2 separate regions of the Mus musculus genome follow, and region 2 is linked to region 1. Evidence: chromatin contacts called from ENCODE Hi-C or POLR2A ChIA-PET data. All regions are on one chromosome and are shown on one strand. The core of a region is the stretch at or near the end of the contact, and the rest is flanking DNA. Distances in the headings are between cores, read along the strand shown. Region 1 overlaps Cdc42se2 (CDC42 small effector 2). Region 2 holds the start of Lyrm7 (LYR motif containing 7).

Region 1 (7,303 bases), core at 169-2,668:
TTTAACCCATGACTGGCACAATCTAGTTGCAGAATTCACTTGACATGTTGTTATTAAAAGGGACCCACACAACAAGTCTAAGAAGTCATTTTGAAGGTATGAGTCTATCATGCAGGTCCCTCTGGGCCTTGTCTCACAGTCCCATGTGCGTGTCCCACGATCAAACTTACTGAGTTCATCCCACTAAATAGGTCTCCGGATCCTACGTGAGCTGTGTGCACAAAGTTGGTTGGCTCTCCGATCATACTTCGGTCAATCCGTCGTCGCCTCTTCTAAAATATGAGAAATAATGTGTTGAGAAAATGGCCTTATCCTCCCACACTGGTCTGAAACCCCAATTCTCATGCTTTTCATTTCTCTTTGAAACAATGAAACATCAAAACTCTAGAGGATGAGCAGTCAAGACTGCTCAGCCCACGAGAAAGCCTACCGTGCACATCCCAAAACCCAGCTTCCACCCATGGAATCCTGAAGGTTGCCCTTTGACACCCTCCCTCCCCCCATGATGCTGTAAAGTGTGCAGCCACACAACCAGAGTTTTACCTGAAGGGGCATCTGGAAGTTTTTAGAATAAAACAATAAGTAATAAGCTAGCTGGCCACACAGGCCTGTATCTCCCCCAAGGCCCCCCAAGGCTGGGACAAAAAGGACCTTGGGTTTGAAGCCAGCCAGGCTACATTATGGATACCTTTCCAAGAAACAAAACTAAGGAAACAATACTTTAAAAAAAAAAAAAAAAAAAAAAAGGCAATCTCATGTAGCCCAGGCGGGCCTTGAACTCCTGACCATCCTGCTGTTTCCCAAATGTTGAGAACAAAAGCACTCACTGCCATGACAACATAAAATAATAGATGTCTGAAGAACTAGTTAATCTGACTAAAACATTATACATAAAAACACTGAACTTTATATAATGCCAGTGATACATATTTTTATGACAAAAATAACTTAAAAATAAGACAAATATAAAATTACCCTCATCATTAGCCAAGAATATGTGGGATTTGACCTCAATGCTCTTGATTTTAAGCACAACTTTCTAGCTCTTGATAACAAGTTGATTATATTCTGATGTCATTTACTTGGGTTGTCTCCAACTGCCCTCTCCACAGTGGAATGAATCTGTCATTCAGCTGGCCTGGGGGAGGGGTGGGACTTAGCTCTGGTCTGTTCACTGCACTGACTGATGCCCTGTCTAAACCCAACTAGGCTGGGGCTTGCTTCCTAAGTTTTGACAGACATGTTTTAGTTTTGTGATAGGGTTGCATCAATACAGCTCAGGCTCACCTAGACCTCACCGTCCTGCCTCAGTTCCTGAGTGCTGAGATTACAGGTGTGGTCACTATGCTCGAATAGAGCGCTAGCCAGTTTCCCAGTGAGCAGCCAAGCAGGCACGCTGGCTTCCCACCAGCACACCCACCTCCTGCCTCATGACTGCCCCTGCCCTGCTCATCTGAGGTTTGCACAGATCCTTCAGACACAAGAGCAGCCACCAGTGTAGCTGGGTCACTGTCCTCACAGCAGGCTTCCCTGTGAGAGCACACAGCTCTTAAGTTTGCAGGGAACTATGAACTGTAGGAACAGAACCTCAGGACACAACACCCAGGTCCATAAAACTGCAATGTTGCTGCTATTCTAGTAAGTCCTAAATCTGACAGTGCTCAGGGCAGTTTGTCTGTCAGAACATGGCTCTCTATAAACACAGAGAAGTGGAGAGTTCGAATGTACAAGCCAGAAACCAACTTACCATCTTTTTATTTTTTATTGTTGCCAAATAAAACCCCAGAAGAGCTGGGAGGGTTTATTCCTGCTAACTCTGCATGGTAACACAGTGCCTCTTAACCATGTGTTCCTAGAGCTTCTGCACATGTGTTTTTGCTCGCTCTGTGTATGTGTATGTGTGTGTGTGTGAGAGAGAGAGAGGAAGAGAGAGAGAGAGAGAGAGAGAGAGAGAGAGAGAGAGAGAGAGAGAGAGAGAGAATATATCCCCACATAAAACAAACCTTCAAACTTAAAGTGCACCTCTGCACAGCAAGTGCTCAAGGCCACCTGACCTACAAGCTGCAATTCTAGATCAGAGTTTCTTTAGTAGCAGCAGCAACAAGAGTAATAATAATTATCACTATTATTAGGAGGCCTGCGCCTGAGCACACATGTGGAGGTCAGAGGATGATTCGTGGAATCTATTCTCTCCTTCCACCTGTCTATGGGTTCTGAGGACTGATACCAGGTCACTGGGCCAGCGTGGCACATACCTTTACACACCACACCATCTATCTCCCTGGCCCTTATGATGGTTTTACAAGAACTCACTCTTAGATGTTACTGACCTGCTAAGCCTCTGTGAGCACTTGCAATGCTAGCCTCTAACACGGTTGAGTCAACACTTTCACCTGTGGAGACAGGTCTCATTCTATAGGGCTGGCTGTACTGAAACTCCCTATGTATGTATGTATGTATGTATGTATGTATGTATGTATGTATGTATTAGCCTCAAACTCAAGAGATCCTCCTGCCTCAGCCTTCCAAATGCTGGGAATAAACGTATGAGCTATCTTACCCAGGTCATTTGTGCTTTATTTCTCTAAAGTTAATCTCCAGGCCTTTAGTAAGGGTGTCCTAGAGCCCCACTCATTTTTAATCAAGAAGGTCTCAGAAAGCCAAGAGAAGGTTCAGACCCTTCTAGCTTTGCTCACCCAGATTCAGGGTATGTTGCCCCCACTACACTCCTCTTACTTCCCCCCCCCCCCCCCCACTGTTCCTGTGTGGAGCAGTAAGTCATAATTCTGCAGAAGAGCCTTAAGAAGCAAAGCCAAAACGGATGTGGCAGTAGTCTCCTCTTCTTTTTGCTAAAAACCATTAGAGTGACCCTCGGAAGCCAGTCATCCTAGTTCACCCACCCGTATGTACTCCAAAGCATGATCAATTTCCAGTATCCCAAGTGAGACAGCTTAGTAGACCTTCTGGAGGGTAGAGACAGAGACTTCATCACAAGGAGAAAAGGACAGCAGCTGTACACCTGGGGCAAAGGATCTGCAGGACAGGGGCCATCTCCCAACGTCTCACAGGAACCTGACTTGCAAGAGCAACTGCCTCTGCTGTACACTCAGCCTGCTGGAGGGCCTCTCTAGGCAGACCTGGCATACTGGAGTCACACCTTCCAGGCATCCTGGTTTCTATAATCCTGGCCCTGAAGACTGAAGAGCCACCATGCCCCCTGTGGTGCTAGGAAGAAATCACACATGGCCCACACCCCTACACTAAGTGACTTACTTGAATTTCTGGGTGAGGCTCGGAGAACAGCTGCCACAGTAAGCTACTGAGGGAGAGTGTGCAAACACATTCCCAGGGACACGCTCACACATAAAGGCAAAGGTGGGAAGCCTCCAGCTCACTGTTTTCACAAAGACACATGTCCTTGTTAAGATAAGGTCTTAAGATGAGATGGTGGAGGAAGGAAGAGATGAAAACAGAAAGGAAGGGGGTGGGGATCAAGCACTTGAGCCCACACCAGTCAACACAGTGAGCACACCCATCCTCCTAAAAGTCCCTTCCCCATCCCTTCTCCACGTAGGCACTGATCTACTGCCCACATGTCTGTCAGCATTTTCCTGAAGCTCATTTAAATGGATCCTCCAGCATGTGCTTTCCTTCACTTGTGCAGTTATTCTGAGGGTGGTAACTGTTGCTACCTATACCAGGAGTCACTCCTTGTTAATCACAGAACTCTGAGACAGGTTAAACTATAGCGAACCAAAATCAATCTGAATTCCTTGCTATCATCTCTTCTCAGTCAGCTGAGTTTCCCTAAGGGACATAAACACACTTTGATAGCATGCAGAGCACATGTGGGCAAGGCTCACAAGGTGGCAAGACCTTCTGTGTCAACTCCCAATCACTAGATACTGACACTCCAACTATGATGTAGTGATGCAGAAATTCCATAGAAAGAAACGTTTGCCAAACCACCTCTCCTCTAGCACAACTGTTCACATTTGTGCCTCTAATCCCTGACCTTATACAGAATGAAAAGCATCTGAAGCATGACTAGGAGTATTTGCATGGCCGGCAGCTAATGAAGAGTCCTGTAAGAGTGAAGTGTTCCAGGAAACACAGTGACTCTACCCAAGTCCACACAGCAGGGCTGTGAGCGCCCTCTCAAGCTTCCTGTTTTGCTTTGCCGAGGCCCAACTGTGGAATTCCCCTGGCTGCTGACAACTGCATCTGTGTTTGTCTTGAAATTTTAATACCATGTACTTGAAAAAGTGTGCTGTTCAAAACAAAAAATCCACCTTATGCTTGAAAAATATGGTGTGCTTAGTGGTTGGTGGCTGACTGGGGGTAGTGGAATCATGCCAAGTACCCATGGCTGGCATGGAATTTGCAATCCTCCTGCCTCAGCCTCCTCAGTACACCTGCCTTTGTAGTTAGACATTTATACTTAGTCCTGGGTGCCGTGGGCTCCACCCTCCCTCACATCTCAAGAGCTGTAGAGCAGAGAAAATCTTCCCAGCTGTCAGGATGTCCCTGATCACTTTAATTGGATGCTTTCTGACTAACAGTGAACATGACGGACTCTCCTCTCCTAAATACTGAAAACATCCAATCTGTCCTTTCTCCTGTGAAGAAGAGAGCTATGGAGTCTTGTCATAAATATTTTATTTAGTTAACTATGCAAACCAGTTAGTAACTATACAAACCAGGCTGGCTTTGACCCTGGGCCCCTTCCAACTCCTATCTTACCTACTAGAAGCAGGAGAATGTTCTTACTTTGTGTTAGCATTACACGCTGTGAATGCATGTATGCACAAATGTGTGCACACGGTACGCAGAGGACAGAGGATGAGAGCCCTTGCAACTGAGGTCTCAGGTCATTGTGAACCACCTAGCTTGGGTAGAACTGAAATCAAGTCCTGTGGAAGAATGGCCAGTAAGTACTCTTAGCCAAATCAATGTGTTGTTAATTCTGGGTAATTAATCTCTAAAGTGTCCTTAGTTACAGAAAATGTGCATTTCATTCTAAACTTTTACATCAGACTGTTACTGGTTTAAAAGGAGCGAAATGCAAGTTTCTGAGGTACTTGTATATCAGTCATGTGAGAGACAGAACCCGACCACAATAACCTCAAGCAAAGGCCTGAGCCTCCATTCTTGCAGGTTCATAAAACCCAAGGGGGAAAAAAATAAGCCCATGCTATTGGTGTCAGAGAAGCAACTTCACTTTGGCCCTTTAAGAATTCATGACCAAGAAAGGCATTGACTTTCAGGCTACCACACAACAGGACCTGAAACTGCACACTGTATTTTCTAAATAAACAACAATCTCCCAGATGAGGTCAGATGACTTACAACAATAGGGTCTTTTAGGCAATGTTTTAGAACTCATAAAAGCTGCCAGTTAATGGGAACTTTTCATACGGCCTGCAGACAGGACTGGGTAATCCAGTGTGAGGCACTGGGTAGGTACAGGAAAATAAAGCTAGAGCTTTTTAAGTTATTTGAAACAGCAGTTGTTTTTCTTCTTAATTCATCAAAAGGCGTTTCTGACTTTCTTCCCAGGGTTTTGTTTGTGGCAATGGACAGTACGGTGAAGGAGCGCACAGCTGTAATAGCACTGTTTGCCTGGGAGCTGAAGCAGGAAGGTTCCAGGACAGTCTAAGCTCCACCCTTCCTCAAAGGTAACCCTGTTTCTGAGCTGGGCACTCGAGTCTACAGCATGAAACACATCTATCTGGGACTAAAAAGTCTCTGAGACATGGGAGGAAAACACAATAAATACTACTTTTATTTTTCATTATTCTTAAAGATTTTAGTCCTTCAAATACTTGATATACAGGGTGCTATGAGGCTATAAGGTGTGTTGTTTCTACAAAAGTTATTAAAAACAATAAACAGAAAATATTGAGTTATATTAGTACTTAACCTAAATCTACCAATGAAAGATGCATAGCAGAGCTTCCTAGGATGCATTCCTCCTGCAGACATGTGCCTTTCAAAATGCCAGAATGCCTAAGTGTGGTGGTTTGGATAAGAATGGCACCAAGAGACTCACGTGTGAACACTTCGTCATCAGGGTGTGGCAGTACTTGAGAAGGATTAGGAAGTGTGATCTTGTTAGGTCTTGTTGGAGGAAGTGTGCCATGGGGGAGCCACTGAGATTCTGAGATTTCGAAAGCCCATGCTAAACCCAGTTCTCCTGTCCCCTCACCCCTCATCTCTCTCTGATTTTTCCTTTGCCTACAGATCAGGATGTGACCCTCAGCTACTGCTCCACTGTCATGCTCCCTGCCATGATGAGAATGGATTAAGTCTGAGAGGGTAAGCCAACCCCAGCTAAACGCTGTTCTTTATAAAAGTTTCCTAGGTCACACTGTCTCTTCACAGCAACACATCAGTGACAAAGACGCTGACCTCATGCTGCAAATGCCCATGGGCCAAAAAATGAGGAATGAAATTGGGGAATTTTATTTCAAGAAACTTTTAATTTGTGTATCACCCTGATTCATAACCTAACAGTCAAATGAACCCAGTATCATGCACATTAAAATCAGACAGCACAAGAATAAAATTCAACATAAGATGCTAATTTTGATTCAGTAAGAGCCTGAGTCAGAGGAGAAAGTAGAGAAAAAGGAAGGAATTAGGACACAAACACAAGCCCCAACCCCACCCCAGAGCTTTTCAGTTAGAAATGTCAGTCAGCTGACTGAGAGCTTGCCTAGCATGCACAGAGCCCAGGGTTGGATCCCCAAGCACCACATAAAACCAGGGTTGGGGGCCTGTCAAACACAGAAGTGGATGCTCACAGTCAGCTATTGGATGGATCACAGGGCCCCCAATGGAGGAGCTAGAGAAAGTACCCAAGGAGCTAAAGGGGTCTGCAACCCTATAGGTGGTACAACAATATGAACTAACCAGTACCCCCAGAGCTCGTGTCTCTAGCTGCATATGTATCAGAAGATGGCCTAGTCGGCCATCATTGGGAAGAGAGGCCCCTTGGTCTTGCAAACTTTATATGCCTCAGTACAGGGGAACGCCAGGGCCAAGAAGTGTGTGTGTGAGGGGGGGGGGGGGCTGGGGGACTTTTGGTATAGCATTTGAAATGTAAATGAAGAAAATACCTAATTAAAAAATAAAAACAAAACAAAAAAACAAACCAGGGTTGGTGGTACACAGCTGTAACCCTAACACTCTTGGGAAGGTGAAAGTGGGATCAGAAGAAGTCATAGGAAGTCTGAGGCCAGCCAGGGATACACAAGACTCTGTAGGTAGATGATAGATAGATAGATATATAGATAGATAG
Region 2 (6,920 bases), core at 148-2,647, 140 kb after region 1:
CTTAGAAAGTGGAGAAGGGAGGATCACTTGATCCCAAAGTTTAAGACCATAGGAAGTCTGCAGTGTGGAACACTAAAGGATAGTAATCGGAGTAATTTTATATAGTACTTCCTGGGGAGTGGGGGTGTCCATTAATATAAAAACAGCACCACTAGCTTAAGACCATTATCCTAATAAAAAGAAAATGGGGGCTGGAGAGATGGCTCTGAGGTTAAAGCACTGGCTGCTCTCACAAAGGAACCAGGCTCTTCCCATCAGCCATACTGCAGCTGACAACCTCCTGTAACTTCGGTTCCAAGGAATCTGACACCCTCTTCTGGCCTCTGTGAGTACCAGACATGCACATGGTGCACAGACATACATGCCTTGCAAATAAAATAGTTGAAAAAGTTATTTTAAAAGAAAATGTGATCTTCATTACCACAAATCTACTAGAACCGGCATTACATTGTAGCTAATCATATCTTTTTACTTATTATTTATGCACTGTTGGGCATGGAAGCCAATGCCTTGAAAATGCTAAGGGCTCCAACTTAAAAGTTAAATACAACCTCAGCCCTACTAAGAAACTTCTTTTCAAACGCAAAAAGTAGCTGGGCGTAGTGGCTCGGGAGTCAGATTCCCAGCACTTAGCATGAAGATTGCTGAGAATTGGCCGCCGGTGTGAGCTACAAGTCTGAGGCCAGCCCCTCCTAATTCTTAATCAAACTTCAGGTGTCTGCCTATAAGTCCCCGTGATTCTTAAATTTCGAGACAAGATCTATGTTGCCTGGGCTTGCCATCAACAAGTAGGCTCAGCAATGCTGCCTCTCGCCCACTAGAGATTTCTGTATTCCTCTAGGTAAGTTAAATCCTATTTATAGGTTCACAAAACATGCTGTTTATTAATTTGAAGCACTTCTTACGATTTTATTAGTTGTTTATAGTCTTCCTACTATGGAACTTCTTTATTAAGGCATAGGTGGTCGGTTTATGGTCATCAGTCTCCTCTATTCACTACCTTTCATGGATCAGCCATCCTCCTCATTCATTGTCTCGTGTGGCTGTCACCCTCCTCCGCTCCGCGCCCCTCGAGATCCACTCCCTCCTCACTCACTGTCCCCCCCTTCTCCACTGCAGCCCCTCCAGGTTGTCTCCCTCATCATTCACTCTTCCACATGGCTATCAACCTCCTCCATTCACGGTCCATAGGGTCGTCTCTCCTCACTGCCCTCAAAATTGTCACCCTCTACCACTCATTGCCCCTGAAGGTTGTCACCCTCTTACACTCTCAGCCCCCCTCGGGGTCGCCTCCCTCCCTTGCCGGGGTCTTGAGCCTCAGCATCCCTGCACCCTCCTCCCGGCCCTGTCACCTTGGCGGGCTGACCCATGGCTCCCCACGCCGCTGACTCCGCCTCTGAGGGCGCCCCCTCTTGGCAACCAATCAGGGCCGGGGCACAGCTGGCGACGCTCCGCATAGCAACCAATCAGAATGCAACATGTCCTTCCTAGCCCGCCTTCCCCGCAGGAGGAAGTTCAGGCGTTTGCTAAGCAGAGCTAAGTATAAAAACGCGAGAAGCCGCGGTGCCAAATTACGGACAGGAGGACGGAAGTAGCTGAGAAGCCATGTTTGTTAGGGGCAGACTTCACTCCGCCGCGCCTAGCGTGCCGCTCGCGCACACTGTTTGTTACTGGGTGGCCTCGGAACCTGCTCGTTTTTTATCTCTTGTTTAAGGGCGTGGGCGTCTCTTAAGTGTCTATATTATAAGGTTTCCGGGCTGTGACTGTCTCCTTGGGAACGTAAGCAAACAAAAGCTAAGTCCTAACAACCACAGCCCATACATATCAGAACGCTGACTCCAGAACGTTCTGTTTGTACATTCTCTTAATTATTCCCCCCAAAGGTGCGGTTGAGTTGCCTGCTCAAGTTCACACCCTTGATCCCAGAGCCTCCTCACCTTCTGCATTATTGCCCTACTTATCTTGCCCCGTTCTTTGGTTTTGCTGAGGTAGGAAATAATTTATTAGAAGCTTCATAGTAATAACCATAAAACATTTATATACATTTTAACTTAGTACTTGCAGGCATGGATAAAAATTTCCACCTTGCTCCTGTTCCGCAATCATTTGCGTTCAACATTCCTGTAACATTTTAGGCTACTTTTAGGTAAAACTGACTGTTTATTAAGAATCAAAGATTCTTAATCTTTGATTAAGCTGAGTGTGGTGGGATATACTTGAAAACCCAGTATTTGGAAGGTAAAGTCAGGAGCATCAAGAATTCAAGGACAGCCCTGGTCTAGACTATATGAGACTCTGTGTCAATCAAAAAACAAAAAGGAAAAAAAAATTCTGCTTTTGAGACAGGGTGTCACAGTAACCCTGTCTGGTGTGGAACTTGTTATATAGATCAGGCTGGCCTCAAACTTTGAGATCTGCTGCCTCTGGAGTGCTGGAATAAAAGTTGTCACCACCAAACCTGTACTCGTCCTCAGGAATGCTTTCTACCTTGTTCAAAACCTAGAATTGGCCCAGAACTCACTGGTTAGGCTAGACTGGCTGTCCTGGTCTCAGAGATCTTCCCATCTCTACCTCCCCAAGGCTGGGATTACAAATGTGAAATACCATGCCTAGGGAGTCTTATATAAGAACACAAAGATAATTGTCAACTTTTAAAAATTGTTATTGATGGCTGGAGAGCTGGCCCAAAGCCTAAGAACACTGCTGTTCTTTCCAGAGGACCTGAGATTATTTCCCAACACCCATATGGCAGCTAACAACTGCCTGAACTCCAGTCCCAGGGGATCTGACACCTTCTGGCCTCCAAGGACACGGTATACATACACATCCAGGTAAACACTCATACACTCATAAAAATAAAATCTCACTAAAAATTTCTTATTGAGGTTTTATTTATTTATTTATTTATTTATTTATTTATTTATTTCAGGACAAGGTTTCTCTGTGTAGCCCTGGCTGTCCTGGAGCTCACTCTGTAGACCAGGCTGGCCTCCAACTCAAAAATCTGCCTGCCTCTGCCTCCCCAGTGCTGGGATTAAAGGCGTGCGCCACCACTGCTCGGCTGCAGAAGTGCTTTTAATAGAACCAATGAAATCAAGTGTAGTGGCTATTGTCTTTCATCCAAAACAATAATCAATTAGATGATCTTATACTGTGGTGGCTTCTGTAGTACTATAGATCAATTTCTTAAAAAAAAAAAGTAATTTGTAATAATAACTTCTGATTAGAAAGTTAATGAAAACCCTTCTATGTTATTTAAAAATATGGATCCTGTGGCTGAAGAGATGGTTCAGTGCTTAACAGCACTTACTGATCAGCAGGGGACTGGAGTTGGATTCCTAGCACCTTCACAGCAGCTCACAACAGGCTGTAACTCCAGTTTTGGGAGATCCAGTACTCTCTTCTGGCCTCCGTTGGCTCCTACATGCCTGTGGTGCCCATAATGTCATGCAATTGTATACATATAATAGATAAAATTTTAAAACATAGTTCTACAGTGCCCAAATGAGATCAGAAGTGAGTCTTAAGCCAACATGATAGTTTCTTCAGCTGTTCCAGAGATGAAGGGAAACGAGACAGCTCACACTCTTTACTGATCCGGTGGTGGGAACTGAACTGAAGAAACGCCAGAACTCAGTGGAAATTCCAACTGTTCATCATGTAAGTTCCTGGAGCTATGTGGCAGGCAGGAGTATGCCCTCCAAAAGATGTGTGCACTCAGGTGCCCAGAACTTCTCATTGCCTTGCCTTGCAGGAATTTGGCAAGTGAATTAAATATTCTGAGATGGGAGACGTTTCATGTACGGTCTGGTGAGCCTAATGAGTCACATTGAAAGTGGAAGAAGGAAAAGAGGGAGATGTAAAAAGATACTCCTCTGCTGGTTTTGGAGATGAATAAAAAAGACCCCCCAAAAACCGAAGGGAAGCACATGATCTTGGAAGCTGGAAAAGACAAGGGAGTGGACTGCCCTCTAGAGCCTCCAGGGAGAATGCAGCTCTGCTGTGACCAGTTTTCCCTTGGTGGAAACAAATCACACTTAGGACTTCCAGAATGCCACCCAACCGTCATCCAAACCAGAATCTTGTCCCTTTGCTGCCTCATCACCTCCCTCCTCTCCTCTCTAGGGCCCTGTTGTTACACTGGGTTCACCCAGATACCCCAGGCGCCTACCTACTTCAGGATCCTTGATTTAATCACACCTCTAAAATGCTCTTTACCTAATAACATGTTCACAGGACCCAGGGATGGGGACATGGGCACAGTCTACTCATTACATCCGGTTTGCGTGAAGCCAGTCAGTAAGCTTGAAATGGAAGTAAATGAAGGAGGAGAAACAGACAGGACACAGTCACGCAGGTTCCTATCGGTCAAGGAAAGGACTTTGGGTATCATTTTGGGATAGCATGCTCTGAAATAGTACCAACAGGAGACTGACACCATGGTTTACACTTTACAAACATCCTTTTGGCTGTGTGCAGAGACAAGAGTTCAAGGTCATCCTCAGCTAAATAGCAAATTCAGGTTCTGCCCGCTACAAGATGAGATCCTGTCTCCAAAAGATAAACATACCTGAGGCTCAGCTTTAAGTGCAAAGTACATGCTACATAAACATGAGGATTGATCCTCAGCACCACAAAAGCAAACCCACTTACCTATACACCACCCTGCCCCTACTGTTGGAACGTAGGTTGTACTAACTGGATATCCAGTTAGTCATCTCTGTCAGTGAAATATAAAAATTTATAGCGTCCCATAGCAAAGTTTGGTAATTTACAATAACCTATTTCCTGTCTAATGAATGTCTATGAGGGAAAAGAGTTCATAACGATCTAAAGATAAAAGAATGGGGCATGTGGCGGTGGTGGTGTGTGCCTTTAATCCAGGAGGCAGAGGCAGTCAGATCTCTGAGTTTGGGGCCAGACTGGTCTGTGGGGTGAGTTCCAGGACAGCCATGGCTACACACACACACACACACACACACACACACACACAGACAGACAGACACACCTTGAAAAAAACTAAATAAATAAATAACGTTGTCAAAAGAGTAAGTTGCAGATGTAATATTCTTATTCTTTTGCCTCTAAGTACATAAGCGGTTTTCCCTACATTATATCACTGTTCCTCAAAGCCACAGCACCAGGGCCAAAAGCATCATCTAGAATGTACTAGAAACCTAACTAAGAGGACCATAAGCATCATCTAGAATGTACTAGAAACCTAACTAACCATAACTAACTAACCATAACTAACCATAAGCCAGGCCAACTGATATTCATGACCTTTTCGGTAGTTACGGAAATAAACGAACATGACTCCTAATCTAATGTCTTATGTTTAGACATTATTTACCAGTGATTGCAAAGTACCAGTAATGGCTCTGATAGCAAAGAATAGGACACCAAGACTGCCAACAACCACTATCAATAATTTTGTCAAGACAGGAGCTTAAGGTCATCCTTGGCTACATAGCAAGTTGGAGGCCAGCCTGGGCTATATGAGACACTGTCTCAATAATGGTAATAATAATTTTGTTGAGACAAAGTAGTCAAATATCATCATATAGGGCAATTCAAAGGAAATAGCTTTTCCATTTATTTATTTATTTATTTATTTATTTATTTATTTATTTATTTATGAGACAGGATTTCCTGGAACTTGCTCTTTAGACTAGGCTGGCCTTGAACTCAGAGATCTGTCCGCCTCTGCCCTAGAGTGCTGACATTAAAGTCATGCACTACTATCATCTGGCTTAAGTTTTCCCATTTTATTTTTTTTTAATTATGTGTATACATGTGTGTGTGTGTGTGAGACCTGTGTGCTCACATGTCCATGGGTGACTGAAGACATCCTGCTAGGCCAAAGGCATCTGACTTCCCTGGAGCTGGAGTTACAGGCAGTTGTGATGTTTGTGCTGGCCTCTGTGAGAACAGTTTGTGTTCTTGATCGCTGAACCATCTCTCTAAGTCCCCAAGGTTTCTTCCTATGGCCACTTGGAGATTGTCAGATAAGAGGGCCAGGAACAAAATCTAATGAGGTATGGAAATGGAGGCTTAGCGTGCAGGAAAAAAAAAAAAAAAAACCAACATCCAGAGGGCAAGGGTGTGAGATGTTGAAAGAAGACAAGGGTAACAACTGTAGCAACCAGGCCAACAGATCTATATGACAACTGCGATTGTCTAGAGAACGCTGATTGGAGGTCCTGCCTAATCCCGACAAGGAGGAAATGACCCAAAGGACCAATGATGACAAAGTGCACACCATATGTAGAAAACACTTTTTAGGAGGAGCAAAGGGATAGAGAGGAGGAAGGGTGGAGGTGGGGCCAAGGAAGACTTTTTGTTTCTTCCAGGTGGAGCATCTTACCTGAAGCTGATTCCTGCCGGGGAAAATGGCCCAAGAGGCTTACAAACAACTGCCACCTAAGGTCTCATCTCTGCAGTCTTGGACTTAATTGATGCAGAGTGTGGCCAGAGATGTTTAAAGAGCTCCCAAGTGGTTTTTAGTGTGTAGTTATGACTGAGAATTGCTGCCACACACAGCAAGAAACAAACAAACAAAAAAACCCCACCTGATGTAAGACTTCACCTGGCTCTTAGCTAAGGCCTCAAACAGCTGAGGGTTTAAACGATCACGGTCAAGAGCACTTGTTCCTCTTGCAGAAAGGACCAGGCTTCAGTTCCCTCCACCCACATGGCTCACAACTGTAACTCCAGTTCCAGGGGATCCAAAGCATTAGATGTGATTCACTCTTACACATGCTTGCAAAATACTCATCTACATATAAAATAAAAATCTTTTTTAAAAAATTAAAAAAGGGAAGGCTAAGGTATCACACCCAGTAAATGTGATCAGAACAACTTGAAATAGAAACCAGACTGTTCTGGAGCAGGGTCTCGGGTAGCCCAGGCTGGCCTCA

Evidence for each region. A loop is a pair of places that touch in the nucleus more often than their neighbours do. ChIA-PET counts read pairs that join two places held with the same protein, here RNA polymerase II (POLR2A).
Region 2: a loop to region 1 is called in a map of T-helper 17 cell, with 2.0 times the contacts of the local background. The contact joins the promoter of Lyrm7 here to the enhancer-like site in region 1. A Hi-C loop is called at or near these places in 1 of 37 maps with a recorded cell type or tissue (T-helper 17 cell). POLR2A ChIA-PET finds 5 or more read pairs at or near these places in 2 of 5 experiments (Patski and embryonic stem cell).

Annotation. Positions count from the first base shown.
Region 1 is chr11:54,723,404-54,730,706 of GRCm38, forward strand. It overlaps Cdc42se2 (CDC42 small effector 2), which reads right to left. Exons shown (of 6, transcript NM_178626.3): 4 at 171-272. Among named protein-coding and RNA genes, the nearest start is that of Cdc42se2, 61 kb to the right of the region's middle. Within about 2 kb of position 1,419, at least 2 of the 3 ENCODE cell types and tissues checked have a DNase peak (open chromatin) inside an H3K27ac peak, as active enhancers do.
Region 2 is chr11:54,859,200-54,866,119 of GRCm38, forward strand. It overlaps Lyrm7 (LYR motif containing 7), which reads right to left and starts at 1,398. Exons shown (of 5, transcript NM_029327.5): 1 at 1,353-1,398. The coding sequence starts at 1,370. Gm31490 (a long non-coding RNA gene) reads left to right here and starts at 615. Exons shown (of 3, transcript XR_879859.2): 1 at 615-841; 2 at 2,717-2,831; 3 at 3,550-3,660.